Linked DNA regions of Mus musculus: all the other regions are linked to region 2. A link is a loop called in an ENCODE intact Hi-C map of the cell type or tissue named here. Cell type or tissue: heart. All regions are shown on one strand.

Evidence for each region. Hi-C counts contacts between places; a loop is a spot of excess contacts. Peaks named below come from ENCODE experiments on the same cell type or tissue, not always from the same donor. Only the 100,000 strongest peaks of a DNase experiment are listed, where the experiment ranks them.
Region 1: a loop joins it to region 2, with 3 times the contacts of the local background. A loop is called at or near these places in 9 of 42 quality-filtered maps.
Region 3: it touches region 2 in a loop (6-fold over the local background); 20 of 42 quality-filtered maps call a loop at or near these places.

What each region holds. Positions count from the first base shown.
Region 1 is chr6:122,736,136-122,744,135 of GRCm38, forward strand. It overlaps Slc2a3 (solute carrier family 2 (facilitated glucose transporter), member 3), which reads right to left and starts at 6,610. Exons shown (of 10, transcript NM_011401.4): 1 at 6,241-6,610; 2 at 4,253-4,345; 3 at 3,698-3,858; 4 at 923-1,163; 5 at 444-606. The coding sequence starts at 6,255. In heart, a CTCF peak has its summit at 4,002 (motif pointing right); DNase peaks (open chromatin) are centred at 3,996 and 6,396; H3K4me3 peaks cover 3,088 bases; H3K27ac peaks cover 2,227 bases; H3K27me3 peaks cover 1,528 bases.
Region 2 is chr6:122,869,479-122,877,478 of GRCm38, forward strand. Necap1 (NECAP endocytosis associated 1) reads left to right here and starts at 5,079. Exons shown (of 8, transcript NM_026267.3): 1 at 5,079-5,185. The coding sequence starts at 5,091. In heart, a CTCF peak has its summit at 4,977; DNase peaks (open chromatin) are centred at 3,503 and 5,033; H3K4me3 peaks cover 1,971 bases; H3K27ac peaks cover 1,021 bases.
Region 3 is chr6:122,801,599-122,809,598 of GRCm38, forward strand. It overlaps a transcript of Slc2a3 not described here. Among named protein-coding and RNA genes, the nearest start is that of Foxj2, 15 kb to the right of the region's middle. In heart, a CTCF peak has its summit at 3,009; DNase peaks (open chromatin) are centred at 323 and 3,013; H3K4me3 peaks cover 1,030 bases; H3K27ac peaks cover 938 bases; H3K27me3 peaks cover 389 bases.

The sequences.
Region 1 (8,000 bases), 130 kb before region 2:
ACATGGCCTCCTGCCTCGCTTTCATGCTTTCCCAGATATCATCTATAGTACGCACCAGGCAATTGTGTTTAAGTTGGTCTGTCCTGAGGAAGCTCTGAGAAAGGGCTGTGCTGTTAGGTTAATATTTAGTATGCTCTCACTGGTGTTCATTTACATGTTCATCTGAACTCAAACGACCTTCTTTGTCACATCCGTGTATATAAGGTACACACACTGAAAATGAAGTAAGGTTGTGCACAGCAATAGACTATAGGTCTTTCAGGTCCGCAGATCCCTGGTCTCCCAGACACAGAGCTGCCCGGGTCAGCAAAAGTCCACAATCAGAAAACTCTTCCTGCACATGGAGATCCAGGCAAGGGGGGCGACAAGAAACACACCCAATGTCCTCACCCTTAACCACGCACAGAACCACGCTCCTGAGGCGACAAGCAAGCAGCACTTACTCTCTGTAGCTTGGTCTTCCTCCTTTTTGTTAATGAGCAAGAATCTTGGACTCTCAGGGCAAAATGGAAGGGCTGCGCTTTGCAGGATAGCTGGAATGATGGTTAAGCCAAGGAGCCCAGGCCACAGTTCTTCAGAGCCCAGAATAAAGTCCAAACCAAAGATCTTAGATGCAGACAAAGAGAAATGTTTAACCTCAATTGTATTTCTATGCCATAATTGCACCATTAAAAAAAAAAATCACGTATCCTTTTACCATAAATAGGAAAGAGAAAACAAATTGTTTCTATTTCTTTCTGGGCCCTGCCTGTATCATTAGGTACCGTATGAACTACAGTAATATCTGAAACATGTACATATAAATACACAATTGAACACATGCCAGATCTAGATAGAGTGCTTCACGTATGTCAGTTCATTCATGGCGCACAGAGCTAGCTAGCGTCCATTATTATTATAATACATAAAACTGTAAGGGTACCTGAGCTACCAGAATCCCAACAACGATGCCCAGCTGGTTTAGTGTGCCAAATGCACCCCGAAGGGCAGTGGGAGACACCTCTCCAATGTACATAGGCACAAAGCCCGTGCACAGGCCACAGAAAATGCCAATGAGTAAGCGGCCCAGGATCAGCATTTCAACAGACTCCGCTATCTTGGCGAATCCCATAAGGCAGCCCGCAATGATGGCCAGCAAGTTGACTAGAAGCATAGAGTTGCGTCTGCAAGGTTAAAGACAAAGTGGTTAGTAACGCGCGCGCGAGAGAGATCCCCTGTCTGTCTCTCCTCATCCTTTTGCTCTTCTGAAGCCTCCGTAGATGTCAATCTCTTTCCTTTTTGCTGCTGTGGGCTTGTGGACTTGAGGGACCCTCCTCACCACTTCGCTATACCTTAGGGTTTCTTTTTATTCTGTACTGTGTTTGTGTTTGAGTGTCCAGGTGCCAGTGTGCCACAGGGCACATGTGGAGTTCAGAGGACAACCTTTGTGGCTGGCTGGAGTTGGTTCTCTTTCCACTTTTATGTGGATCCCGAGGACTTACACACCTCAGGTCATCGGCTTCATGACACAGGCTTCTCCGTACTGAGCTACCGTGCCAGCCCCATTTTATCACATTTCATTACAGAACTCATACTGCAAAGACGGTCGGATATTTAGGACAATTTTTTTTAATCCTTTCCTGAATCCTCAAAAGGTCTGTGTCAAGTAGTTAAGGGCTAGTTAGTACTAATCAGTACTGAAACTGGTGTGACTAATGCTTTATAAGCTAAGCTGGCAGCAGAGCCACTGACACAGCTGAGACAGAAGAGACTAGCCCTGAGAACCTTCAGTGGCTGAGGGGCCTTGGGATTCTGGCGGTAAAAGGTCCCGCTGTGCAGCCCAGGTTAGCCCCAAACCTGCTTGGCCTCCTGAGCACCACCATGCCCAGCGGACCTGTGAGATTCTTTGCTCAAATAGACTAATAAACTATAAAGGGAGCTGGGAAAATGTCGACACATAGTTCCCATGCCCTAGGGACCCACTTAATTGTCTCAGAGTACGAGGTATCCCTGGGACTCCTGAGTGTGCAGCCAAGATGCACAAATACCATTAAGAGGGGAAAAAAATTTAAAACTCTTAAGTTAAAATTTAAAAAGTTACGACAAGTTGTGGTCCCAGCACTCCCGAGGCAGAGGCAGATTGATCTCTGAGTTCAAGGCCAGCCTGGTCTAAGGACAGCCATGGCTACAAAAAACCTTGTCTTAACAAAAACAAAACCCCCCAAAAAACAAAACAAACAAATGAAAACAAACAAACAAACAAACAAACAAAAAACCCAAAACACCTCTTTTTCCATTCTCTTCTTTAGTGAGGTTCTTTGTCTAAAGGGAAAAAGTCACTGGAGTCTGAGTCATGAGACACCATTAAAAATACCAAAATAGTGGGCTGGAGAGATGGCTCGGTGGTTAAGAGCACTGACTGCTCTTTCAGAGGTCCTCCTGAGTTCAGTTCTCAGCAATCACATGGTGACTCACAACCAACTGTAATGGGGTCTGATGCCCTCTTCTGCTGTGTCTTAAGACAGCTGCAGTGTACTCATAAAGTAAATAAATTTAAAAACATAAAAACAAAATAACAGATAAGCATTATCCAATAATAGGTTTGCTTTACTAATTACCATGATTTCAATTTACATGTCTAGAATATATAAATTTAACTTTTTAAGATAACGAAGTTTTTCACTTTAATTGTGTTTGCGTGTGGCAAGATGTATATTCCACAGAGAGCATGTGCTATATTGTTTGTGGAGGTCATCAGAGTTCAACTCATGTAGGTAGGTTCTTTCCTTCTACCTGTGGATTCCAGGCTGGCCCCAACCCATAATCCCCGTGCCTGAGTCTCTGGGGTGCTAGCATTGTGTGTTTGCGCTGTCTTGCCCGGCTGAGTATCTTATGTGACTTTGACTCCATTACCAGTCATCTCTGGAAGCATATGACCCTTAAGACATGGTACTATATCAATCAATGTCTCTTTGGGGAGGGAAATCAAGTTATTTAGCCATCATTTACATTTTCCACATGGCAAGGGCTGCAGAAAGTATTTATTTATTTATTTTTTAAAAGGCGTGCGCCACCACGCCCAGCTAAGATTTATTTATTTTTATTATATGTAAGTACACTGTAGCTGTCTTCAGACACTCCAGAAGAGGGAGTCAGATCTCATTACGGATGGTTGTGAGCCACCATGTGGTTGCTGGGATTTGAACTTCAGACCTTCGGAAGAGCAGTCGAGTGCTCTTACCCACTGAGCCATCTCACCAGCCCGAAAATATTTATTTTATAAAATAATGAAAAGACTTCCAAGAAGTCTCCAAAAATTTCAGAAACAAAAATAACTTCTGGCTGGATGTCATGGCACCCAGGAAGCAGAGGCAGGCGGCTGGACCTCCGAGTTTGATAGAGGCCAGCCTGGTCTACACAGTTAGCCAGTGACTGCCTTGGGGGTGGGGTGGGAGGGAGAAGCAACCTTTGTCCTTAAAAGAAGTTTAAGGAACTCCGTTGCTGACCTCACTCTAGCAAAATTAAACCAGCCTGGGAGCTAAAATGGGAACTTCCGAGAGCAAGGTCTCACATCGCAGCTCTCTAGGCAGGTGGACTAGCTTTCCCCAAGGATAACCCAACACGTTCCCACACAGCATTATCCCCCTGACCCGATGTGCTCTGCTGTCTTTCGGGTAACCAGTGCAGGCAGACTCCTGGCCCAGTGTCTGCTCAGTACCTGCCAAAGCGGTTGACAAAGAGTCCAACAGAAAAAGAGCCAATCATGCCACCAACAGAGAAGATGGCCACACATAAGGACCAGAGGGCAGTCAGCAGTCCCTCACTTGGTAGGTCTTCTAACCGCTCTTCCAAAGTGTAGTTAAGAAAGTCCTTTAGGATCTGCACGAAAAAATGCACAGTGTGAGGACAGACCATTAAATCTCGATGAGAGTAGTAGGCAAATCCTAGGGTGGCTTCCTTAGAGGCCAGGATCAGGAGGGAGGAAAGGCACGTGCTTTGAAAAGGGCATCACCCTAAACGTCCAGTAGGTGGCAGCACAGATGTTCAAAGGGGCACCCCACCCAGTCACGACTTCCCACGTTCTTAGGAATCCCTAAAGAATAATATAGGAAAAGGATCACAACTCGGTGAGGGGGCAGAGCCTGAGGAGCAAAGAGCTTGCCTTAGCTTCTTCCACAGTGTGCTAGCCCTCCCCCACCTTAGCCAGGCATCTTAAAGTCCCAGTCCTACTTAAAACTCAGTTTGCAATCCCTTTTCATTTCGGCACACTCACTGTCTCAGGTGCATTGATGACTCCAGTGTTGTAGCCAAACTGGAAAGAGCCGATCGTGGCAACAGTCACGGCGAACACCAGAGATGGGGTCACCTGGAGAGCAAGCAGACAAGGGGAAATGCTTACACACTTTGACCAGTGACATTCTTTCCCTTCCCAAGGATGCCTGCTTGGAGTCCATCTTAAGGCATTTCTCCTGCCTTTGCTTAGAATGCCAGGATTTCAGGCGCATTTGGAGAGAAAGACCTAAAAAGGAATTTAAGTCAATTCTCTTGGCCTCATCTACATAGCTAGTACCAGGCCAGCCAGGCTACACAGTGAGACCCTGTCTCAAAAAACAAAAACAAAAAAAAAAAAAAACCGAAAAGCAAAAACAAGACCATTTCACCAGCCGGACTAGGGTGGTGAACAACTGTAATCCTAGAACCCTAGGATCCTGAGTTCAAAGTCCGCCTGAACTAAATTTCTCAAAAAGAAAAGGCAACCAAAAACGTCACCAGATAGACACAGGTATCTGACTGCCCTAGGGAACGGTGAATGCAGGGTTGTGGAATACTATCGGTGAGTTCATGGCTAGTCCAGGCTTACAGTGAGATCTTGTCTCAAAACATAAAACATAACAGACCCAAACCCCTCAAAGCATAGAGGGCAGAACCAGACTCCATGTGGGTCCACCACGCCTCACAGACTGTAGAGGCCAGAACAGGAGCAGGAAGGAGCAGCCACACCAGCATGGTAGATGGCAGGTGACCCCCTTCTCCCCCCGCACCACCCCCCCCCCGACCCCCAAGCACCGGAACTAACCGTGTGAATTCCTTTTTCTCCTCTCCCACCACCTGTTTCTCTCTCATCTCCTCTTCCTCTCTTTGAGAGGAGGTCCCACGCTCTGTACTCCAAGCTAACCTCAAGTCAGCTCCTCACTTCTCCTGCTTCAGCCTCTCAGGTTTGGAGTCACAGGTGCGAGGTGCTATGCTCAGATTTTTATTTTTCTTATCTCTAGACTACCCAACCCACCAGCAACATCCTGGGCCCTCTTGAGAGTCTTCCTGTTCTCTAAATATGGTACCATTCTCCGCCCAGCTGGCCAGAGCCTCTGCTCATTTTAAACACATTATTAGGAGCCATTTTTAGCAAGGGGGGATCAGGCAGACATCTCCTCACCTTGCTGGGAAATCACTCAAGCAGGCAGGGACATCTCAAAACTGGAGTCTGAGGCCGACCTATTTGGCCTGCTACAACCTCTTCACCTGTCCTTAAGTTCCTCTTAAGGTCACTCCCGGTGGCAGGCTGGGAGCGTCTAGCAGCGAGCTGACCTTCCCGGCAGCCTCCCAGTCTCTCGGTGGTTAAGTGCTGTCCCTTCCAGGCGAAGGCCCTTTCCTTGTTGTAAAACCCTCTTTACAGACATCCCCTCTTTTATCCTGATTTTTTTTTCACGGTCTCTTAATTTACTTAATTTCCAAGTTAATCTTCGTGGAAATGCCCTTTTCCTTACAAATACTGCCTTCCTCCCTCCGCCCACACTAACTCCGATACATCCTGCACTCACAACCATAGTAAGGACAACTGGACTTCCCTCCCCACAGTACCGGGAACCCAAGGACCGATAGCGGGATGCTGAACAGCAAACCCAAGCCAACCCCACGTCCTCTCAAGGTCTAAGCCTTTCCCAAGCCTTCCAGCTGGCTCCGAGACCCCCGCGGCCAAGTCCTACCCTCTTCGCTCTCATCACAGCTACCTCAAACACACCCGAGAGGCAAACAGCTTCTGAGGTGACTTTCACGTGCTAAGAAGGTGTCCGAGAGGATCCTCGTCAGGTAGGAGATGCCTAGAACGCTAACACTAGTATCGAATTGCTTGCTGGAGCTGATAAGAAAAGGCCTCCGTCCGGATGGCTCGGTGACTTAGGAGAAACCGGAGCACGGCGATCCGCACCACGACCTACCTCCGTGAGGACCCCAAACAAGCAAATAAAAACAACCAGCTCTTACCTTCGTTGTCCCCATGGTCCCAACCTAGTTCTCAAGTCTTAAGGTAGATCTAGAGGTATCCAGCCAATGTTCTCGGCAGCAAGTGTTCCTCGGGTCCTACAGAAGCCGCTCTCAGAAGGCTTAAGGACTATCACCGAAAGCATCACAGCCCGAAGCCCAGCCTACCTATTTATAATCTCTGCAAGGGGTGGAGCCTTCAACCTCCCACCCCCCAATCCTTAACCTGTGACCCCAGGAATTCAGTGACCTCTTATCTGATCTTCACCGCTCCACCCCCAGCCCCTGTCCTTTGCAATCAACCACCATCACCCACCCCCTCCTGCTTTTTACCACATCCTCCTCGTGGTTCTTTTTTTTTTCCCCTCAAAGCGCTTCCAAATTCCTTCCCCTTTTCAAGAGCCGACAGCCTTTTTGTTTCACAGAAAAAAATACTAAAACAAAGTTTGGAGGGCGGGCAAATTTGAAGGCAGTCGGGATGGAATCAGTCTAAACGCAGAGTAGAGTCAGTGCTGCTTTTAGTTGAAAGTCATCCAAGGAGCAGGAAGCAGAGAATTGATAATGCGTTTTCATTATAGGCTGGGTGTACTCGCCTTGAAGGAGGGAAAGGCGAGGCAGTCCAAGAAAACGCATCCAGGTGTGAAGGCAGCCTTCTTGACTTGAGGCTCCAAGAAGGATCAAGTGAAGTACACAGCCCCAATTCCTCACCACAGCATACGCCACCCCACCCATTGTGAATTCTGCCTCTCTCAGCTCTGTTTTGAGATTAACAGCATCTAGAAACACAACAAATATCTAATTCAACTTACAGATTTTTGCTGAGTGCATAGCTCTCAAGCGGGAAGAAAAAATTAAGAGCTGGGGTGGAGGTGTCTCGCAGTGGTATAGCACTTGCCGCGGCTCTAGGTTAAACCCCCAGAACAATCAGTCTAGGGTAACTGATTCTCATATAAGAAACGTTTGCTAACATACTATTACCTAGGGATTGTGTGTCTCTCGAAAGACAAACTTGAGACAAGTACTTCACTACCACACTGAAAGAAACCTAAAAAGTTGGGTACGCGAAAGGAGAGCTTACAGAGAGGCCTGCGATGGCCTGCAGGAGGCAGGCACATTTCAGGTGAGCTCCAGAGTGAAGCAGCTGAGCACGTGATAAACGTGTGACACTGAGGCTCTAGGCTCTGACTCCCGGTGCGGGGGAGGGAAGGCGACCCCTCCCCTGAAGAGTGATTTGGTATAGGCTCGAGGAAGGAAAGGCATCTTCAGTCCCTAGCTTTCTGGGCAGAGATCTAGACTGATGGACTGAACTGAAGCAAACCTGGTCCCTTTCTCCTTAAAGGAGGGTCTTTGCCAAATCGGATGCTTGCTGAGAAAACTGAGGTGGAGTGAACCGGACCGCGCAAGAAAATCATCCCCGAGGTTGCACCCCCTTGCTCTCGTCATTTTTCTTTCCTAGAAGCACTGAGTCGGAAGCGCCGTTTAATTACCACAGCAACTGAATCTAGCAGCTAAAGAAATAGTAAAGCCCAAAGGCCAGTGCCTGCCAGTAGAAAGAGAATCCAAGCCACTTGGTGCAACATTCCATTTTCCTGTAGCCACATTAGAAATAATGAAGGTTGTCAAGATGGCTTAGCAGGTAAAGGCACTTGCTGCCAAGTCTGGAGACCTGAGTTTCATCCCCACGACCCACACATGGTGTCAGGAGAAAACCAAGTCCACAAAGTTGTCCTCTTTTTGTTGTTTTGTTTTGTTTTGTTTTGGAA
Region 2 (8,000 bases):
ATCTCAGTGGGCTTTTGCAAATGGGAGCTCCTGTCTGGAAGAGAAGGGTGGGGGCCTCCTGGTCCACAACATCTTAGCCTTTGTCTCAAAACCTCTGTTTAACAGATACCTTTAAAGAAACTCTATTGTAGGACTGGCATGATAGCTCAGTGCGTAAGGGCACTTGCTGCCAAGTCTGACAAATTGAGTTTGATTCCCAGAACCCACATGGAGAAATGAAAGAAGTAATTCCCCGCAAGTTATCCTCTGACCTCTGAACGTAAGGCCCAGAACACACATACGCATGTGGGCACACACACGCATAAATAAATGTAGTAAGAACATTTAAAAGAATTTTCCTGATAATCAAAGCTCTGAACCACAGCGCGCAAGACTGTTCACGCAGCAAGCATTACTCTGGAAAGACATATTTTCTTAATGACGCACCCTTACTCCGACTCCACCAGTTTCATGGCATAGTAAGGAATGGCTACAGTTGGTGTGAAAAGCAAACGCTAGGCTTAGTGCCTTACTCTTCTAATTGCAGCTAGCGCTTGAGACATGCCTCACATTTTTGTTATGGGGATTCTTTGAGGGTGAATCACAGCCTCAAGCCTCCTGGGTCTGAATCATCCTTTGCAGTCGCTGCAGCAGAGCAAGAGGACAGGTTTCCCTGAAATCGTCAGGAAACGGAATCCTAACTTCTCATTTTCAACTTTAAGCCAGTGTCCCCAACTGAGACCGAGTCTTCGGCTTTTTAATGACCTGATCTCGTTTTCTCCACATAGGCAAAGATGGGTTTGACTCAAAGGACTGGGACTCAAAGTCATTTTGAGCTCCTGGCTAAATACTTGTCAGGTCCCATGTGCTGCTCAGGATGTTGAGAATAGCAAACAAACAAATTACTCCTCAGATTTAGAGATTATCAACTGAGAGTTGCAGGCTGGGCTAGTTTAACCTGACTCAGTAACTACAGCACAATATTCGTGTGTAAGGAGTAAGAGTGGCTACACTTAGGTCAATGGGTGACACTCTCCACTGTTTAATTTACATTACATGGACCTATGCTAGGGCTGATGTCATGTTTCCTACATGTACTTGTTGAATTGTTCATTTGTTTAATTTTAGTGTGTGTGTGTGTGTGAGATGACCTGTGTGGGAAGGTCAAAGGACAGCTTTCAAGAGTTGCTTCTCTCTTTCTACCTTTTTGAGGCAGGGTCTCTCTTGTTTCGGCTGTGCTGTGAAGCACAGGGCTGGCTGTCATTGTCTGCAGCTGTCTACTGTGGGCTCTAAGGGTCGAACTTAGGTCATTGGACTTGCATGGCAGGTGAGGTATCCACTCATCCATCTTGCAGGTCCAGGTTTCTACTAAAAGTATTTTGAATTATACATCTAGTACATGTATACCGTAAAGATCCTGTGCAGACATGCTTAAAGAGGAGTTAAGTTTCGTTTTCATGGTCTCTTTTCAAATGCGTTTCCCAATTGGTTACAGACGCTGGCTGTGTGTCCCCTTCTAAGTTTTCTATGTGTAGCTAAGTCTACACATAGAATGTTGTGTTGGTTAATGTGACTGCCAACTTCAGAGGATCCGACAACACCTTGGAAAAAGACTCTACACTTTTTATACTTGAGAAATAACTTTTGGCTTATTTTACATGAAAAGTTTATGTACACGATTCTGTAACTAGCATCTTGTGTGCTGCCCAGATGGTATAGTGCCATGTGGTGAAAAATATTACTTCAAAAATTATGAGACAAGTCAGGTGTGGTGGCACATGCCTTTGATCCCAGCAATCAGGAAGCAGAGGCAGATGGATCTCTGAGAATCCTGTGTGAGGCCAGTTTATTAAAAATGGTTTATTTTTATCTTATGAGCTTTGGTGTTTTGCCTGCATGTGTGTCTGTGTGAGGGTGTTGGATCCCCTGGAATTGGGTTACAGACAGCTGTGAACTGCCATGTGGGTGGTGGGAATTGAACCTGGGTCTATCTGGAAAAGTAGCTCTTAACTGCTTAGCCATCTCTCCAGCCTCAAGAGTTAGGGATATTATACCCTAATAAATACCATTGATAATGTTGTTCTGGACAAAGGTGTAAGGCAGAATTTATAAACTTGTTAAAAATAACTTTTTATGTGTGGGTAAAGATGATTGAAAAAGTAAATAAATATGTGACTCATTTTCATGGTTACATTGCATTAAAAGTAATCACAGTTTGAAATGGGCAAGGTGACATCATTTCCAAGAAAAGTGTTTTCCTACAACGTGGCTAAATCACATACACGTGGGAAGTCACACAGAAGAGAGATTTTTTTTTTTCAGCAGCTAATCTGAACCTGTGAGCTATGTAAGCTACTTGTCCTCCAGTGGTGGGTAGAAGTGAATTCTAGTTAAGGCACCCTAACATCCCCCCATTCCCCAATCAGGCAGGTGTTCACTACATAGCCCAGGCCGGCCTTAAACTCATCAAGTTCTGCTGGCCTGGGCTTCCTGGGTGCTGGGATTAATGTCACAGTCAAGGCATTATTAATTATTTTGATTGAGATTTGAACAAATGCTAACCAGGTCGTAATGATAATATAATACAAATATATCTACAGTTCTTACGATATACTAGAAATTGTGCTGAAGACCAGTGATACGGGGGCAACTGGGAACTCCTTTAGGGTACCTCATAATATAAGAATTTAAGGGCTGACTCAGATGGAAGCACAGGACGGTATTATTGGTTTAAAAGAAAAACATCCGACCAGGGGAGCTGTAGAACCTCAGCTGATGCTCAAAGGGGAATAAAGGAGGAAAGAAGGGAAGAGCCAAGCCATGCCACATAACCTGGGTTTGGTTCTAAGCATCATCATCTGTAACTCCACCTTGAGGAAATCCAGTGCTTTCCTCTGGTCTCTGTGGTACCCATAGACAAGCACTCGTACATTAAAAAGAAACAAGCAAGCAAACAGAAGATGAGGAACAAATCCCAGAGACAGTGATATTTAAATTAGACTTCAAGATCTTACTAAGGAGTAAGTGAGAAACATATGTGGACATACATGTTCAGAAGTAGAACTAAATATGGAGGTGAGTGTGCTTGCACCTGTAATAGCACTTAGGAAGCAGAAACAGGAGAAGCCTGGCCAAGAGAATGGGATGCTGCCACAAACAAACCACCACCAGGAAAATTAGGATAATATGGCCATCTAAATCAGAGAGGACACTGTAAGACCATGGAAAATGGTGTGCTGCACGTGTAGAAGAGGCCAGTGTGTATTTCCTCATTATTTTGCTAATATCCCGTATTATGTTTGTTGGTTTTAAAATACTAAACAAACTACAAATTCTTGGAGTAAGCTGCAGGTGGTTATCGTATATCATACCTTACATGTGGCAAGAAGGAGTGTAAGATTAGGGAGAGTTAACTATGTGAAACCAGAAGTCTCTAGGATGACCAGATTTGGGGAGAAAAAAATACATAGCACTTGAAAGGTGAACCAGGGGCTGGGGCCTCAGTAAGGGATTGTCAGCACTGCTGATCCAGAAAGAGGAAACGAAAGAGTTCAATGCGGTATAGTAACATGACCGAGGCTTCCGTTGAGATCATAGGTTTAGAAATAGGAAACCAGTAAAAGACCATTTTTTCTGTCTGTTTTCTTTTTTATGTCTCCATCCACAGTGTATGTATTCTCTTTATAACATGTGTTGGAGAAGTATATGATAGAAAAAAAAGTTTTTGGTTGGGGATGTAGCTAAATTGATAGAATGCTTGCCTAGTTCTCACAAAACCCTGGATGTGATCCAAAACACTGAAAAAAAGAAAAGAAAAGAGTGTGGTGACACATGCCTGTAATTCCAGTACTATGGTGGCAGGAGGATTACAAGTTCAAAGTCATTCTTTAGTACATAATGAGATGAGGGCCAGCCTGGACTACATTGAAACTCTGTCTCCAAATAAACAGACATGAACAAACAAAAAGCTAGTGGAACTGTTAAAGGCTACACCCACTTAATATTTGGAGAGTTCTGCTAAATGTCCCTTCAAAGCAGCGTTGGATCAATTTATAGTCCTGGCAACCGTAGCCAGTCTCTACATCCTTACCAGCCAATTAAAGTCTAATTCTTTTTTTTTTTTTTTTTTAAAGATTTATTTATTGGTTATATGTAAGTACACTGTAGCTGTCTTCAAACACTCCAGAAGAGGGAGTCAGATCTCGTTATGGATGGTTGTGAGCCACCATGTGGTTGCTGGGATTTGAACTCCAGACCTTTGGAAGAGCAGTCAGGTGCTCTTACCCACTGAGCCATCTCACCAACCCTAAAGTCTAATTCTTGTTGAACTGGCTTTGCTAGGCAAAGCAGACCAATCAGAAGTAAAAGTCAACCAGTCGATAGAATGCAATGAAAGAGGCTGCTACTGGTGTTTTGGGGGGGACAAGATAAGATCAGACTTGGTTTTGCCACTTGAAGTCAGTGCCATCTAAAACATTTCTAAGTTACACTGTTGTAAGCTTACATTTATTTGCGAGTGCACAAAGAACATATTTGTGGATAGAGCTGTTTAGTACTCATCGTGATGTGTAGCCAGCTGGGCTACTCATGCTGAGGGATGCTAGATAGCATTTAGCACTGTAATCAGTCATTTTAATATGGAGAAGTCACCAACAAAACCTACAAAATTGCAAAAAAACAAAACAACCCCATGGTAGCACTTAATAGATTATGCATTGGACACTTGCTTATGAGAACAGAATGAGAAAGCAGAGATTCATTTTGTCCAACCTCTGTTTTGTTTTCGTATATTCAGTGACTTTTTTTTTTTTTTTTTCTGGTTACCGTTTGAAGGTAGGTAAAAGAGAACTGAATTCTTATTTTTAATTTTTCGCTGGGGAAAGAGCCCAACCCGAGGCCTTGGCAGGCAAGTGCTCTACCACTGAGCCTGTCTTTGCCGTTACTCAAGATGGCGAGCCAGGCGCATCAGCGTTTCCAGATTGTAACAGGTTTTGCGCCGCCTAGAGGTTAACCTCGAAGCTGTACCCGAGCGGAAGTGACGCGAAGGAAGCCGTCGGCGTCTCAGCCCGCCCCCACCCGTGCCCCGCCCCCGCGGCGCTAGCGGAGCCAAGATGGCGGCAGAGCTGGAATATGAGTCCGTGCTGTGTGTGAAGCCCGACGTCAGCGTCTACCGGATTCCGCCGCGGGCCTCCAACCGCGGTTACAGGTACCCAGGGGGATTTGCAGCCGGCGCCCGCCGGGGTGACGGTTGTGTCCTTGGGCAGCAGCCATCGGCTCGAGCCGCTGCCGCCGTAGTTAGCCTGCCACCCGGGCTGCCGGCGGCTCCGTCTACTTTTCTGTTTTGCTGGAACTCTGATTTTGTTTTCTTTTCTTCCTGCCGTCATGCGTCTTTCCACCTCTCCTCCCCATCCCTCCCCCTGAGACATCGTCTGCTCCTCGTCATCCGCAATCCATTCATGCCTGCTCCATCTGTTACTCTTGCTGCGACCTTTGGCTTGTAATCCTCCACGCGCGCGTCCGCACACGCACACGGCACGCTCCCCCCCCTCCCCCCGCGCTTCTGATCCCGCCTGACACTTGTCCGGAATGGTAGTTTTGCTGTCCACTGTTTAGATGATCTATTTTAATTGATACTGTTGTCATTCTCGCCAAGTGTCATCATCCTTTAGTTTTTTTTTTTTTTTGGGGGGGGGGGGCGCAGTAGGCACACGTTAAGATCTTGTATTCCAGTGATGAGCTATTGCGTGTTTTCATTTTGTTTGTGTGTGTGTACCCCTCCCCCCCACACATTGATTATGTAGGGATTTCTGCCTTCCTATCAATCCAGTCACCTCTCTTAGAGCTTTCCCAGAGTCAGTGCAGCATTTTTTTTTTTTTTTTTTTTTTTTTTCCTCTTGTAAGGCCTGACAACCTTGTAATCCAGTGATTGAGGTTTTGGGCTGTTGTAGGATGTTAAGGAGTTCAAAGAGAATTCGCTGGGATTTGTGTTGAAAACTCTTTAGGTCTGAGCCCTCGACACTAAATAGCTGTGTAATTTATGAGCCAATCAATGTTTTTCTTCCCCAGGCCTTAAGGGTTCTCATTTGTAAAACAGGAGAAGTAGCGTGAGAAGACTGTGCACGTCTTGTGTACCTCACAGGTTTTTATTTGTTTTAGAGGTATGTGTATGGGTGTTTTGTCTGTCTGTATGAGTGGGTATGCCTTGTGCTCACAGAGGTCAGAGTGATGTTGTGAGACATCAGATCTCCAGGAACTGGAGTCACTGATGTTGGTGAACCATCATCTGGGTGCTGGCAACTGAACCCCTGTCTTCTGCAGGAGCAACAAGTGTTCTTAACTACTGAGCCATTTCCCCAACCCCTTCACAGGTTTTTTTTTGAGAGTTAAATAAAAGAGTATAGGGTAACTAAATCGTTATAAAAATACAGTACTAGTAGTATCCCTTTTCTGACCTACATACCTTCATGGTTTTTCTCTTGCTGGAAAGTTACCTTCTCCACATCTCCATTTTGCTTCCTAACCAGAGGGTCATTCATCATTGATGAGTTGTTTTGTACAGACCTGTGCAGTGGGCCCTACGAGTTGTATATCTTTTGGTAAAGGAGTTGCCACTCAGATCTCACATTGACCATGACTGAAACTCAGCATGATGGTAGTCACAGGTACCACGTTATGATTTAGCTTACACATTGCTCTACCTGAGTCTTTGGTTCAGGCCAGCTCTCTGCGGACTTCCATAGCACTTTATGTTCATCTCTATCTCTGCTTTACTGTCCAGTCTTCTGAGCTCCAGGGTGGAATGAATAGCCTGAAGTCTTGTTAAACTGTATCTGTGGGGACTGGAAGGACCAGCATAGTGTCTTGCACCTAGTAGGCACTCAGCAAATGCTCACTGGAAAAAGAAATTGGAGCCCATCTCAGGTAAAGTGCTTACTGTGAGGGCTGAAAAACCAGCATCTGATCTCCCAAATCCATGTGACTTTACACATTGTCTTCTGCCTGCCACATATGTGTTAGGGCATGGCTCACACACATATACATACATGGATAATACATTTAAAAAGAAGATATTGGATTATCCAACTAACCCAATCACATAAGCTAGCAATGGCTGAACTGCTAAGTAAAGGAGTCTCTCTAGGGGCTAAGGTACATTGAAGTCTTCTGTTTTTCTTTGACTTCAAGCCTCCCCGCCTCTGTCTACAGTCTCATTTATTTCATACCCTTTATCCTCTTATCAGGTCACTGCAGCATCCCATTAAAGCAGTTTCTTAATTTTTTTGTTTCCTATGCTTATTTTGATATTTCTTACTATCCAAGGGGCATCCTGTCGTTACTCACTCTTTCAGAATAGTGACTGAAAAGTAAAAAATGAAGTTTGCAGCTGCGAGTGGTGACACATACCTCTGATCTCAGCACGTGAGAGATGGAGGTATATGCGGATCAGGAGTGTAAGGCTATCCTTGGCTACAGGAGGCTCTATCTGAACCTCTGAAACAAGAACTGGACTGCAGAGGTGGCTCAATGGTTAAGAGCACTGCTGCTCTTTGTAGAGGGCCTAGGTTCCATTCTCAGCACATACAGTGGGAGGTTCAAAACTGCTGTAACCCCAGTTCCAGGGGATCTGATACTGTCTGGCCTTGACAATCACCTGTGTACACATGCATAAATAAAAAAAAAGAAAAGAAAAGAAAACCTTTGCCCTTCCCCCTAATAACATAAAAGCAAATACGTTTAACCTTTTATTTTGTAGGAAAGTCACTTCTTGAACTTTAATCTTCTCATCTTCAGAAATAAACATTGATTCTTAGCATGCAAGATACATTCACCTGGTTAGGTAAATGAAAACGTGTGAGGTTTTATGCATGTTTACACAGGGTCTCACAGTAGAGCCCCGTGGCTCCAAACTCCTGGAGATGTGCTGCCCAACTGTTGGGACTCAATGTTTTCACTACCACACCTGGCCAGTGAGGTTAGGTTTTAGTGTTGTTTGGAGACCAGCAAATTCAAGAATTCTTTAG
Region 3 (8,000 bases), 68 kb before region 2:
GCCCGGTGCCGAGCTCCGCCCAACCGCCCGCTTCGCAGCCCGGCTCTGCTCCGGGCGCCGCGCCGGAGTGACAGCACCGCCGCCACCGCCACCGTCGCAGCCGTTAGCCCCGCGCCGTCGCCAGCCCGCTTTCCGTTCGGAAGGGTCCGTTGACGGAGGAAAACGTGCCCGGCGCTCGCTTGCTCGCTCCGTCCACCCTGCACGCTCCACTTACGGCGAAAGCAAGGGTCCCTTCCAGGGCGGCCTGTCGCCTGCGTCCTGCTCCTCACCTGGCCACCAACCGATCAGGCGTAGTCTGGGGTCCCCGAACGTGTCAGCGCCCTGAGGCTTCACGTCCTGGGCCCCGCCATCCTCCGTGCCTCCCTTAAGAGGGAGTTGACATTGCTGCTTTAAGAGATACGGAACCCCCTCGCGCCTCTACTCCCCCAGGAGGGCGCAGAGCGGGTTCCGTGGAAGGAGCTGGTGAGCCCCTTCACAGCCCATGTGTTCCCCTTCGTCTTCAAAAGGACTCCGGTGCGGGTTTGGCGCTTTGGTATCATAAAGGTCTGCTACCCCGCTGGTGTCTTGTCAAGCAGACAACACGGCTAGGTTTGGGAGGCGGAAGGCCAGGCTTGCAGTAACTGCTGGCTCAAGTCAGCAAGATAACGTGACTTTTGAGGAGTGTGGAGGAGCTGGGGCTGGCAGGGTTTTCATAAAGATCAAGAACTGCACCTCTCAAAAAGGGTATTTGCAGTGAACGAACACGCGTGTGCAAAGGTGTGCACGTGAGTAAATCGCTAGGGAACTTCAAATTAAAGCTCCTTATGCCAGTAGGCACACACCGGAAGGCTGAGACAAGGGAGAAGGGAGGGGAAAGAAAGGAATGCCAAGCAAGCATCAGAGAATAGGACAGTCATACATTATTCTGGATTTTTTTTTAAAGATAAGGTCTTTATATAGCTCAGGGTGGCCCCAAACTCGCTGTGTAGTTGAGTCTGTCCTTAAATTCCTGATCATCCTGTAGGGTAAAAGAGCCCAAATCAGGGCCAAGAAAAAGAAGTCCACCAATCTCTGAACAGGAAACCTTACCAAGTCCAAGATCAGGAATTGAAATCCCACCAGTCTCCACCCTAGAAAGCCCCACCCTCCCCCATAATCCCTATATAAACCTTGTTTTCTGCTCACTTCCCTGTAACTTCACTCCTGAGCAGAGGCAGCCTCCCTCCGAGATTATCCCCTCCCAATAAATCTCTTTTTTGGGGTGGGGGGTGGGGTGGGGGTGGACAGGGAGGTTTCGAGACAGGGTTTCTCTGTGTAGCCCTGGCTGTCCTGGAACTCACTCTGTAGACCAGACTGGCCTCAAACTCAGAAATCCACTTGCCTCTGCCTCCCAAGTGCCAGGATTAAAGGTATGCGCCACCACTGCCGGGCTTCCAATATATCTCTTATGTGAAGTTTGTTGTGCAGTGTAACCTTGTGGTAGTCCTTGGCTCCCAATCGCCAGGATACCTTTCAGAGCAGAGTATAACAGTTTTTGCTGGGGAAAACTTCCTCAGCTAGAGCAGAGATGTAACACTTTTTTTGGGAGACCTTCCCCCAGCACAGGAGCAGAACGGTAGTAACTTCTGTAGGAGAAGCCTTGGAGCAGAGCTGTAACACTTATAGGAGAAACCTTTCCTTTTAGAGCTGCAGCAATCCTGAATACCAGGTAACAAGTATGGCCCACCACACTTGGCTTTGGTTTTGCCATTTTATTAAAAAAAAAAAGATTTCTCTCTCTCTCCCCCTCCCCCCTCTCTCCCTCCCTCTCTCCCTTCCTTTCCCTCCTTCTCTCCCTCTCCGTCTCTTCCTGCTTCCCTCCTTCCCTCCCTCTTGTCCTGGAAGAGCACCAAGTGCTTTGAACAGCTGAGCCATGTCTCCAGCTCTGGTTTTGGCTTTTTCTTTGGACAGGGTCTTACTCTGTGCCACAGACTAGCCTTGAACTAGTAGCAATCCTCCTGTCTCAGTCTTAAGTGCTGGCCTCAAACTCAGAACCACCACATATAGTTCATACATTGTTAATGGGTATGTAAATGGATAAATGGGACCCCCCCAAATGTTTGGAAAGCTGGCAATATTTATCGAAACAACATATGTCTACACTATGTCACTCTGATTCTGTTTCACATGTCTATTCATTCATCAGAAATCATACAATTCAAAAAATAGATGTTAGAATATTTGTTACAAGGTCATTGGCTTTTTTTTTTTTTTTTTTTTTTTTTTTTTGAGATAGGGTCTCTCTGTGTATCCTTAGACCAGGCTGGCCTTAATCTCAGAGATCTGCCTGCCTCTACCTCCCTTATGCTGGGATTAAAGGCATGTGCCACCACTGACTGGCTCTTGACTCTTATTTATTAATACATTTATGAGGAGGCATGTGTGGAAGTCAGAAGACATTCTGTGAGAGTTGGTTTTCGCCTTTTACCACAGGGGTTTGGAGTATCAGCCTGGGTCATCAGGCAGGGCAGAAGGTGCCTTTCCCTGCTAAGCTATCGCACAGCCTTAGTTCTTGCCTTCTTGAAAGAACTGAGTTAAGAGACATATACCATTCAATCAGAAGTTCACCTAGCAAAGCAAGCAGGCACTCCGATGAGAGATGGGGGTGGGCTACCACTAAGAACCTCGGAAGAGACTGGAGAACTGGCGGCATCATGGTGGGTACTGCACCATGGCTTCTTTTATGGAGGAAGGTCTAGGAGGAGAGGAGAGGTGGGAAACTGTGGTAGGGATGCAAAGTAGATGAATAAATAAATTTTAAAAGTTTCTATGACTATGAGGTAAGTGACATGCTCACAGGCTGAGGTATCACCCTATGGGGTGTACCTCCCTCACAGTCCCCTAAGAAAGGCCACAAGGCAGGGGGAGTCAAGACTTCACTGTGAACAGCAGTATGAGGCTGAGGTCTTGGAGGTTGGTACACACGTGCTTGAAAGTGCTCTGGTATCTTAGTTCTTGATATGGCAGGAACAGTCCATCTGCAGTTCGAGAATTAACCACAGAGGGGCACTGTGGTCATCAGGGACACAGCTTCCAAGATACAGCCATGGCTTTCTTGCTTATCTCATGTCTAACTGCTTTTTGAGACTTCTCAAGGTCCATCTATGACTCATGGTGCTTTGTCATTTGAGACATTCTAGTTAGCATTATTAATGGTTTTTCGAGATGCGGTTTCTCTGTAACAAGCCCCGGCTGTCCTGGAACTCGCTTTGTAGGCCAGGCTGACAGAGATCCACCTGCCTTTGCCTCTTGAGTGCTGGTATCAAAGGCATGCGCCACCACACCTGGCCTTTGTTATTTATTTTTTTAAATTGAACCTTTATCATGAAACCTGGAGCTAGGGCTGGAGAGATGGCTCAGTGGTTAGAGCACTGGTTGTTGTTCCAGAGGTCCTGAGTTCAATTCCCAGCAACCACATAGTGGCTCACAACCATCTGTAATGAGATCTGATGCCTTGTAGTGTGTTGAAGACAGTGACAGTGTACTTATATATACAAAATCTTTTTTTTTTTAAAGAAATATGCACTACAGTTACTTGGGAGCAAAGAGGGCATAAAATAGCTCCTTCCCCCAAGAATCACATTTATGGTGCTCTTAAATGCTGAGCCATCTCTCTAGCCCTTTTTTTTTTTTTTTTCTAAATAGGGTTTCTCTATGTAGCCCTAGCTGTCCCAGAACTCCATCTGTAGACCAGGCTGGCCTCGAACTCAGAGATCCACCTGCCTTTGCCTCCCAAGTGCTGGGATTAAAGGCGTGCACCATCACTGCCCGGACCTAATTTTTTTAAAAAAGAGATTTATATGAGTGTTTACTTTGCTGTATGTATGAGCACCACATGTATGTCTGGTGACCAAGAAGGCAAGAGGAGGGTGTCAAGATCTTGCACTCCACTCACAGCTAGTTGCTGCCATGAAGCAGACCTCTGCAAGAGGAGCAAGTACTCTGGGCCTCTGAGTCATCTCTGCAGCCCCCTGATTATTTTTGAGACATGGTCTCTCTCATATAGAAAGATGTGGGTGGCCAGGAATTCTCTATGTAGACCAGGTATCCTCAAACTCAGACTTGCCTGCCTCTGCCTCCTGAGTGCTAAGATTAAAAGCATGTGCCACTACATCTGGCTCCCCTAATTTTCCTTTTAAAAAAAAAATTACATTGGGCTGGAGAGATGGCTCAGCAGTTAAGCACACTGACTGTTCTTCTGGACGTCCTGAGTTCAAATCCCAGCAACCATATGGTGGATCACAACCATCCATAATGAGATCGGATGCCCTCTTCTGGTGTGTCTGAAGACAGCTTCAGTGTACTTACATATAATAAAGAAATCTTTTAAAAAAAATTTACAGTTATACGTGTGTGAGTGCCTGAGTACACAGGTCTTATAATATGGGTATGGAGGTCAGAGGACAATTTGCAAGAGTCACTTCTTTTTTTTTTTTTTTTTTTTCTTTTTTTTGGAGACAGGGTTTCTCTGTATAGCCCTGGCTGTCCTGGAACTCACTTTGTAGACCAGGCTGGCCTCGAACTCAGAGATCCACCTGCCTCTGCCTCCCGAGTGCTAGGATTAAAGGCGTGCGCCACCACGCCCGGCTAAGAGTCATTTCTTTCCTACTACATGGGTCCTGGAGATTAAATTCAGGTAGTCAGGTTTAGTGGCAAGCACCTTTGTATAAGGAGCTCTGTTATTGTTTATTTTTTAATTAGTATGCAAAAACTATGAGTTTCTTTAGGATTTTTCCATTAATTTATTCACTTTACTTCCCAATTCCAGCCCCCCACCTCCTCCCAGTCCTTCCTCTGATGGCCCCTCCCCCAACTGCCCCTCCCCTTCATCTCTAAGAAGGGGGAGGTCCCCCCCTGGGTACTAACCCACCCTGGCACTTCAAATCACTGCAGGACTTGATACATCCTCTTCCACTGAGGCCAGATAAGACAACCCAGTTAAGGGAACCACAGGCAGGTAACAGACCCAGGGTAAGTCTCAGTTGTTGGGAGACTTGCATAAATACCAAGTTGCACATCTGCTATATATGTGCAGGGGGGTCTAGGTCCAACCCTTGTATGCTCTTTGGTTGGTGTTCAGTCTCTGGGAGCCCCCAAGGGTCCAGCTTAGTTGACTCTGTAGGTCTTCTTGTAGAGTCCCTCCAAACCCTTCTCTCAACTCTTCCACAAGACGTCCTAAGCTCTATCTAATGTTTGGCTTTGGGTCTCTGCATCTGTTTTCATTGGCTGCTGGGTGGAGCCTTTCACACTAGGCTCCTTTCTGCAAGCATAGCAGGGTATCATTAATAGTGTCAGGGATTGGTTCTTGTCCATGGGATGGATCTCAAGTTAGGTCAGTCATTGGTTGGGGAACCTAAGGATAGTTCAAACATGCATATTGCATTTTGCTTATAGTCTCACTCCCCACTTACCCTTCCTTGGGCTACCTCCCACTTTCCTTGGTCTCCTTCCTGCTGGTCCCTTGTGCTTCAAAAGTGTTTTAGGGGAGTTGGAGAGATGGTTCAGTTTGATTCCCAAACACCCACATTGTGTAGCTCTGACCTGTGTTGAACTCCAGCTCCAGAAGGTTCTGATAGAGTCAATAGACTCTGGTCTCCATAGACACCTGTATTCAAGTACACTTTGGAGGTAGAGACAGGCAGATCTCCATGAGTTCAAGGCTAGCCTGCTCTATATAGCAAGTCCTAGGCCAGCCAGGGCTGCACTGTGAGACCCTGTTTCAAAACAAATAATAAATATATATATATATATATATATTTTAAAATTAAGATGTGAAGAAGCTGAATAATTAGATTTCTCTCAATTTCAGTTCAATGAACACTCGTTTTAGAATCATGACCATAATACACTAGTAAATACTAAGGGTAGTTTGAGGGATCTCTCTCTGACTTTGTGAATGCATAGTTTAGGAGGGGATTTAAACATAAGAGTCATTGCTTGGGATCAGTCTGATATGGCTAATTAAAGTAAATATTTATTTTTATGTGTGTGTGTGTGTGCGCGTGCCTGAGTGTACTTATGTGTACCACATGCATGCAGAAACCCAAGACCATCAGAAGAGTCTCCTGGAACTGGAGTTACAGGAGATTGTGAATGACATCATGGGTGCTGAGAACCAAATGAGGGTCTCCTTCAAGAGCAGTAAGTGCTCTTACCCGTCCAACCACCTCTCCAGCCAATAGGGCAAATTGTTAGGGAAAGTTCAGAATACTTTATCTGAAAGGAAGTTGGGGAAACATGAATGTCGCAGTATTTCTGAGACAGAAGAAACCTAAAGGCCAGGTGTGGTGGGATACACCTGTGATCCTAGCCCCTTTGAGGAAGAGGCAGGACATCAGGAGTTCTAGGTCACCCTTGCCTCTCTGTCCCAAGAACTAGCTGTGTACCATCATGTGGCTCTCTCATATGGTTCTTGTAGGCAGGGATTAGAGTGATGGACTATCTCAAATTTTTTTAGAACTGAGGAGTGGGTCTTCTTTGCTAAGTACAGATGAGAGGCCAAATCTTTAAATTCAGACTCCATTTTTAGAGAACCTGACCTAACTTTGAACTCAGGTAAACTAACAGGCCAGTACCTAGCATTAGTGTCCAAGTTAGCCCCCAACAAAACCAGAGCCTAGCTCGAGTCTCTAGGCTCAACCCCCAACAAGACCTGCATCTCCAGGTTACACCCCTAACAAGACCAACATTCCCAGGTTACTACCCCAACACATCTGCCTCCCCAGGTTACAATTCCACCCCTTGCCTAACAGCCACCAATGCAGAGGGGAGTAAAAATTAAGTTTATTATTTAATTTCCAGCACCAGCCAGTTATGCTAAAGGCCATAGTAGCTTTCCAATTAGATGCTTGCACACTTATCCCCAACTTGCTGCTTACTATAAAACCTTGCCCCAATAGATATTCTAGGTTCCCTCTCCACCAAGTCGGGGATGAGCTAGCTTGAAAAGAATTAAGACCCTGCTGTGAGTTGCATCAGATCAGCTCCTGTCTGTTGTGTGTGTGTGTGATCACTAACACTTCCCTGGCACTACACAGAATATTCCTGGACAACCTGGGTCTGTGGTCTTTGTAACAGGGACTTGGCCTGATGCACCTTCCAGCTGTTGAAGTATCTCATACAAAGTTGAAAAGTATCTCATACAAAGCAGGTGTTGAAAAATGTCAAAAACTACTTATTGGAGTTATAGGGTGGAAATTAATAAAGGAGGCCAGGATTTTTAGCTATAAATTATGATCTGCATACTTTACAGATATGGAATGTAAAATAAAGCACCTATGGCTTGCTAGCATGACTATGGGACAGTGCTGGCTTTAGTCTACCATTCCAGGACTAATCACTATTACTTCATGGGCATAGTTGGCTGTCAAGGCCATAGTAGCAACAACAGTAGCTTTCTGATGCCTGGCTCACAGCACCGCTCAGTGGGGTCATCAAGTTAACAATGTCAGCAACACAGTGCTGATTCCTTACCCTCTGAGGCTCCCTGGAAGATGAGCTCAGTAGTTGAATTCTTGGAGTCATTTCTCCCTTTTTTTTCCCTAAAGATTTATTTTTTATTTACATGAGTACACTGCAGCTGTCTTCAGACACACACCAGAAGAGTGCATCGGATCCCATTACAGATGGTTGTGAGCCACCAAGTGGTTGCTGGGAATTGAACTCAGGACCTCTGGCAGAGCATTCAGTGCTCGTAACCACTGAGCCATCTCTCCAGCCCTCTTGGAGTCATTTCTAAGATGCTGCAGCACTTGCAACAATTTTGTAAGCACCGAGTCCCCGTCATTAAAACCTTTTCTACATAAAGCCCTTTCTATTCACTGTAACCTACCCTGCCAAATGTAATGCACAGCTAAGCAAACCCCCTCCTGTCTCCCCATAAACACCCATTGCATTGAACTATATCTGGCTGTTCTGGAACTCAAGTAGGCTAGGCTGTTCTCAAACTCAGATCTGCCTGCTTCTGCCTCCTAAGTGAGGAG